Regions from separate parts of the Homo sapiens genome. Here region 2 is linked to region 1. A link is a contact called in ENCODE Hi-C or POLR2A ChIA-PET data. All regions are on one chromosome and are shown on one strand. The core of a region is the stretch at or near the end of the contact, and the rest is flanking DNA. Distances in the headings are between cores, read along the strand shown. Region 1 has its middle 38 kb from the start of LINC02991. Region 2 has its middle 52 kb from the start of LINC02991.

The links. A loop is a pair of places that touch in the nucleus more often than their neighbours do. ChIA-PET counts read pairs that join two places held with the same protein, here RNA polymerase II (POLR2A). Pooled maps may share reads with other maps.
Region 2: a loop to region 1 is called in a map of gastrocnemius medialis, with 2.5 times the contacts of the local background. The contact joins two enhancer-like sites. A Hi-C loop is called at or near these places in 2 of 168 maps with a recorded cell type or tissue (Jurkat and gastrocnemius medialis) and 5 of 50 pooled maps. POLR2A ChIA-PET finds 5 or more read pairs at or near these places in 1 of 52 experiments (AG04450).

The regions. Positions count from the first base shown.
Region 1 is chr2:239,538,570-239,541,967 of GRCh38, forward strand. No RefSeq gene overlaps it. Among named protein-coding and RNA genes, the nearest start is that of LINC02991, 38 kb to the right of the region's middle. Within about 2 kb of position 1,347, at least 2 of the 41 ENCODE cell types and tissues checked have a DNase peak (open chromatin) inside an H3K27ac peak, as active enhancers do.
Region 2 is chr2:239,628,621-239,632,039 of GRCh38, forward strand. No RefSeq gene overlaps it. Among named protein-coding and RNA genes, the nearest start is that of LINC02991, 52 kb to the left of the region's middle. Within about 2 kb of position 2,166, at least 5 of the 41 ENCODE cell types and tissues checked have a DNase peak (open chromatin) inside an H3K27ac peak, as active enhancers do.

The sequences.
Region 1 (3,398 bases), core at 97-2,596:
CCTTGTTGGCTTTTAGGTCCAGTGTAAACAGCCCTTCCAGAGCCTTAGTCCAAGTCTTGGAAACCCTAGAGAGAAGCAATGGGGACCCTCGGGGAGCAGAGGGTTCCTTCGTGATGATCCTCCACTGCCTCAGGTTATCAAACAAATCCCCATCCAGGTTATTTTCATCTGCCGGCTCCTGTAGCCTGGGTAGTGAGACCCCCAGGTGCACTTCGGGAGATCTTCCTGCAGGGTCTAGAGGGAGGACCTCTCATTCAGCAAGAAGTGAGCCCAGGCCCCGCAGCCTCTCCCTGAGAACTTGGCAAGGTCCACATGGGCTGGGCGGTGGGGAGGCTGGGATTCTCTCCAAGATCACCCAGATTTCTTTGCATAATGTTAGGTGGTGATGGAGTAGGGTCCTGAAAACCAGGGGTGCTGATGGCTTCATCCATACAATGGGTCAAATTGTCCCCCGGCACCCCCAGATCTGTCTACGTCCTCATCTTCAGAACCTGTGAATGTGATTTTCTGTGGAGAAGGATCTTTGCAGATGTAATTACATTAAGGGTCTTGAGACAAGGAGATCATCCTGGATTAGCCAGGGGAGCAAAAATCCAATGAAATGTATCCTTGTAGGAAAGCAGAGGGAGATTTGAGAATACAGAGAAGAGAAGACACAGGAGTGGGGGCCATGTGACCAGGGAGGCAGAGCTCGGAGTCGTGTGGGCTCAGATTCTCCCCTAGAGGCCTGCGGGGAGCATGGCCTTGCCAGATTTCCAGCTTCCAGCCTGCAGGATGCTGAGACAGTAAATCCTCACCGTTTTAAGCCACCAAGTTTGTGGTGATCTGTTACAGCAGCTTCAGTAAACACATACAACCTGCATAACTGGGTGCCTGGTAAGTAGGACTTTATGTAAATCTCTGTCATTGAATTCACATTATCCTTAATTTTTTTTTTTAATTTGAGATAACTGTAGATTCACATGCAGCTGAAGAAACACTACAGAGTGATCAGGGTGCCTTTCACTTTGTTTCCCCTGAGGTACTGTCTTAGGTAACCACATGACAAATTATAGCCATGAACTTGACCTCAGTACCATCCACACACACAGTTCGGATGTCACCAGTGTCACACGCACTCACCTGTGTGTGTGTTTATCTCTGTGGCACTTTACCCCCTGGTGTAGGTTTGGGTAGCCAGCACCACAGTGAAGGCACAGAACCGTCCGTCCATCTGCAGATCGCTGGTGCCGCCCTTATTAGCCACGACTAGCTCCTTGTTCCCCTCACACCCCGTGTCTGCTAACCCCTCCCTAGCGCCATCACTTTGTCATTTCAAGAACGTTATGTCAAAGGACTCATGCCAGTTGTCCTTATTTTTAGTAGAGACAGGGTTTCACCAAGTCGGCCAGGCTGGTCTTGAGCTCCTGACCGCAAGTGATCCAGCCGCCTCAGCCTCCCAAACTGCTGGGATTACTGGTGTGAGCCATTGCGCCTGGTCCACTAATTTTTATTTTAGCCATTCTGACAGGTGTGTGGCTATATCTCACTACAGTTTCAATATAATTAGTTTTTTGTTTTTCTTTTAAATCTTTCTTCTTTATTCAACTGTTGGTCTTCCTGGGGAGCAACCGTGGCTTATTCTTTTCTGACCATACTCCCCAGCTTAGTGGCAGTTTATTCAATTTTATGTTTAATGTCAATGTTTAAGGGTAAACAAGGCCAGACTGGACTGGCCACCAGGTCCCTTAGAGTCTCTCTGTAAGACCTCTGACTCTGAGAAGTGTGCACTGATCCCTGTGACAGGCAGCTGCAAAGGAGAAAAACAGGCGAGGCTCCGTGAGTCGGCTGGGTGCCAGGTGAGGTGACACTGAGAGCGTTATGTGGGTGGCTGCCTTCCCTCCTCTCGCTGGGTAGATAGTATTTTACCCCAGTTTTATAGATGAGGAAAGGGAGGCAAAAAGAGGTGAAGTACAATAAGCTATGGTTTATAACGTTGAGTTGCTTTCACTTTAGTTAAGGAGATGAGCACATTAACTATTGAAACACGCAAGAGATCATGGCACAGGGTTTGAGAACATCACTGGCGTGGTACTAGGGCCTCTGGAACAAGGTTGCACAGAGGCGGGGGCAGTGTGCCTGTCCTGTTCTTGACCTTGGGAAGGACGGCTCCTGCTTTTTTGCCTGTAGTATGGAGATGTAGCCCTCCAATATCAGCCCTTCTTGCACTGGAAAGCTATACATATTCCTGAAGTCTTAGCTTGACCTGCATCCATAAGTTTTGACAGACCTTATATCAAATTTTTGATATGCTATAGCTTTTTCATCATTTTTCAGTTCTGAGAATTGAAAAATTCTAAAAATGTCATTAAAGTTGAATTCATGACAACTGGGGCATTTATTTAGAAATGTGGTTTTACATTTCCAAATTAAATTTACTATAGATTTCTAACATTATCGGATTTATGGTAAGAAAAAGTAGTCTACTTTAAACTGATTTTTAAAAAATTTGTGAAAATTTGATCTAGTATTGGTGGACATTCTTATAAATGTTGCATATGTACTTGGGAAGAATGTATATTTTCTAACTGTTGAGTGTAGGATTCTATATATTTTCATTAGATCTAGCTTGCATTATTCAGAGTTTTTACACTGTTGCTAATTCTGTGTTTACCTTTACAATTACTGAGCGAGGCATATGAAAATTTACTATGATGGTGGATTTATCATGTATTCTCTTTGAATTCTACCGGTCCCAGTCTTACAGATCTTATGGTCATGTTATTAGGTTTATTTTGTTTAGAGTTTTTATGTCTTCCTGGTGAACTAAGCTTTTGTCATTCTTTGGTAGTGACTCCTTTTATTTCTCATAATATTTTAGCCTTCAAATATATGGAAAAATAAATTCGAAGGCTAAAATACTAATATATTTGTCTTTATATACATATATAATATACACATATAATGTTTGTCTGACATATGTTTTACAACTTTTTATTCACATAAGTTTTAAATATCTCTAAACAGCATAAAGCTGGATTAAAATTAAAACATTGGATCTGACAGTTTGATTACCTGTTAAATTTTGCCCATTTATATTTTTTGTGATTGCTGATACATTTTAAATTATTTTTTCCATCTTATTTTGTGATTTCTTTTTGTTCTAAATATCCTATATTTTTCTGCCTTATTTTGAATTGATTACATATTTAAAATCCATATTCTGTCCTCTGTCTTTCAGAATTAGACAAAACACAATCTATGTTTATCCCTCTGATGGTGACCCTTAGAATTTTAGCATACAAACTTAACTCAGGATCTAAACTTAATTGAAAGACCTACAGCCCTCCTGAACAATTTAAGGAGCTGAGAATATCTTTTACTTCATCATATTGCCAATAGTCTTACTGATTATTGCC
Region 2 (3,419 bases), core at 916-3,415, 91 kb after region 1:
CAGATAAGTCTGTCTCTTCTCACAGTGGCTTAGGGTTCAGATCTTAGGTATGGTCAGCCGCATCTCTGCAACTCCATTTAGCTCCAGTCTTTTTGTTTGTTTGTTTGTTTGTGTTTTTTTTGTTTGTTTGTTTTTTGAGGTGGAGTTTCGCTCTTGCTGCCCAGGCTGGAGTGCAATGGTGCCATCTCGGCTCACTGCAACCTCTGCCTCCCGGGTTCAAGTGATTCTTCTGCCTCAGCCTCCCGAGTAGCTGGGATTACAGGTGCCTGCCACCACGCCCGGATAATTTTCTGTAATTTTAGTAGAGAAGGTGTTTCACTATGTTGGCCAGGCTGGTCTCGAACTCCTGACCTCAGGTGATCTGCCCGCCTCAGCCTCCCAAAGTGCTAGGATTACAGGCGTGAGCCACCTCGCTTGGCCTAACTCCAGTCTTAATTGCAAATATTTTATGACAATTCTTTCTGCTCCCAGTGCTCTTAGGAAATGGTGGTTCCAATGGTCACTGAAGCAGCGTCTCTCTTCAGTGCAGTGGTTCTGCTGTTTGCTTGGAGAGATTTGTGAATGACTTGGTGTTTTGTGGTGAGAGGGATGGAGGGGGAAGGAGAAGAGCCATGTGCAAGAGTCATTGAACTTCGTGGTAACTCGTGAAGTTATTAAATTACAAGATTAAATGTCTCCTGGGATTGAGGCAGGTCATGTACTTAAGATTCCCTCTCCGGAAGGGACCAGGGAAAGAGGCGTTTTTGAAGCCTGTGTTAGCACCACAGGCTCTATAGCCAGCAGCCCAGTCACATATTTGATAGATATTGCCATGAATTGACTAACCCACCTAATCTTCAGTGAATTCCCACTCTATTCAAGATATGTGTGGATGTTGGGGATGCAGTGATGGACAAACTACAGACAGTTAATGAGAATTTTGAGGTTTAACAACAGATTATTTTATTACATAAAGAATAAACAATGTAACCTATTTACACACTAATATTAAGAAAAACATAACTTGAAGCAAGATTGAAAGAAACAGCACCATGGCACCAATCTCATTTTCCTCCCTTTCAACGTGGATGCCTTCCAGGGGGCAGCGTGGCTCTGTCCTGGGTCTCCCACATACCAGCCTTGTGCCAGTAGCCAATTAGCTAACCCAATTCTATTTCACCATCTGCAAAATGGTACCCGCTTGTGTGTTTCACAGAAACATTATGAGAAGTTAAATAATAATCCATGTAAAACCCATATACAACACTCAGTCTATAGAAAAGTGAATTTTAAAATTATTTTTCTGTCTTACTTTATTCATGAATTTATCTCCCAGATTGTGAGGAAATAGTTTTCAACTACCCAGAATTTTATGTTTGAAACGTCAGAAACCCTCCAGAGAGCATAGGTTGCCCGGGCGACTGTAGTACAGCATCAAGGCACCCTTGAGTTGGCAAGACACAGGCTTGCTGTGCCTGAGAAGCACAAGGTTCCACTTCCCAGCCATGGTGGTTTTCAGCAGTGCTGTTTCTACTCTTAGGTCAGAACAGAGATATGGGAAAAATCCCTGCTCTTCTGTTTCTTTTCCCCAGTGCCGCCTCCTCCAGCCTCCAATGGAGGTGTTTCCATGGGTGACCACATTCTGTTCCACTGGTGGTGGCCTTTGTGTGAGTGCTCCTTCAGGGACCACATTGATCATTAACACACCTTTGAGGTTTCTTTCTTTTTTCTCTGAAACATGGCTTCTTAAAAACTTTACACTTTTTCTCTCATGAGCATTTTAACACATTTAAAAAATAACAGAACAGTTAAAAAAAAAAACCCACAGTTTCACACAGGCTTCTTCTCACTGAATCATGTTTCATCTTTTCCCTTGGCACAACCAAAGGGAAGGTTAATTTAAAACAGCTGAGAGTGATGTCACGTCACACGCCGACACCTCTTTTTCTTTTTTTTTTTTTTTTTTTTTTTTTGCCAGGAAAGAAAAGAGGTTCACCTCAGGCTGCTCAGAAGGAAGGTGTTCCAGGAAGGCCAGAAAAGGGAGGCTGCTCTGGAAAAACAAAGAAGAGCTTGGCAGGTCCTAGAACGGAGGAGAAGTTAGACCCTGGGAATCCAAGATGCTGCAACGTCAGGCAGCTGGTCCCCAGCAAGGCTGGCACGTGGAAACCTCACGGAGAAAAGTGATTCATAACCAAAGCAGGGCTCCCACAGCGACGCTGAGCAGACACAGAACTATTTTTCACATAACACTTATTTTATTTAAAAAAAATGTTAAATGACTTTCCTTTGCATGGATTCTCTGTTTCTCTTGCTCTGGTTCTGGAAGCCATGTGGAGTGGTGGCCAAGAGTCAGTCCTGTTCTGTATTTTTTTGTTGTTGTTGTTATCTTTCTGAGTTGATCAGCAACTGAGAGAATTGAGGAAAGTCGCCCAGGTGGCTCATGTCCAGTGCGTCACTCCACCCCATTCCGACAGCCTCATAGGTTGCTTAACTCTGGAGCCTGGCATTCTCCAGATGCCCCTGCAGGGAGGATTACTTGGCTCCCTCCAGCAGACAACCTTGTGGAACGCTCAGAGCAGAAGTGAGTCACTGCAGCAGGCCCTGTGCACGGAGGCAAGCCAGGAGGTGGTGGAGCTTTATGCGTCCATCATCAGCATTAAAGATGCAGCGAGGGGCAGGGCTCCTTCCCCCAGAACCATGCATGGTGGGCTATTTGTCCCCAAGTGTGATCTTTGCCTGCAAGGTTCCTGCTGTTGTGGCACTCAGACCTTCATCTATACCTTCCTCAGGAATTCTGTAAACTACCAAATAGTTTTATCAATAACCCCTTCCTACCTAAGCCAGCTAGAGTGAATACTTAAGGCTGCATCTAAGAACGGTGACCAATTTAATCACTTCACTAATTTTAACAATGGCTCCTCAAACAGGGGTTTGCTCCATTTCCTCCGTTTCCAAAGGAGGAAGTTGATGGGCTGATGGAGGTAGGTGAATATCATTGGTTGATGTTGAATAGGCCAAAGCTCTTATTATTACTAGTATTTAAAATATTCATTCTGAAGTTATTTACATATTTTAGAACTCATTTAATTAAAGACTCATGTTACAGGTTCATTGAGTAAATAAGTCTGGTTATTTACTGATCCACTGGTTCCAACTAAATAGTTGGGCCACAGATTGTCTGTTGGTGACAATAACCAGTAAGCACCTTTTTAGAGAAAGCCTGTTGCTGTGTGCCTCAGCATTTGACTAATGGCAGGAACACCTCTGAGTACTTCACCGGGCCTGGATTTGACCTGTGAGAATGAATGTGCAGCTTACTGCATGGGAACTGGAAAGATTTAAGGACCTACTCTGGTGGGCACACAGTGAATTACTGGTGCGTCCTAGTGAGAACTTACCATCTCAGCTGCTAGTCGATTATTTCTCACACATTAAGGACT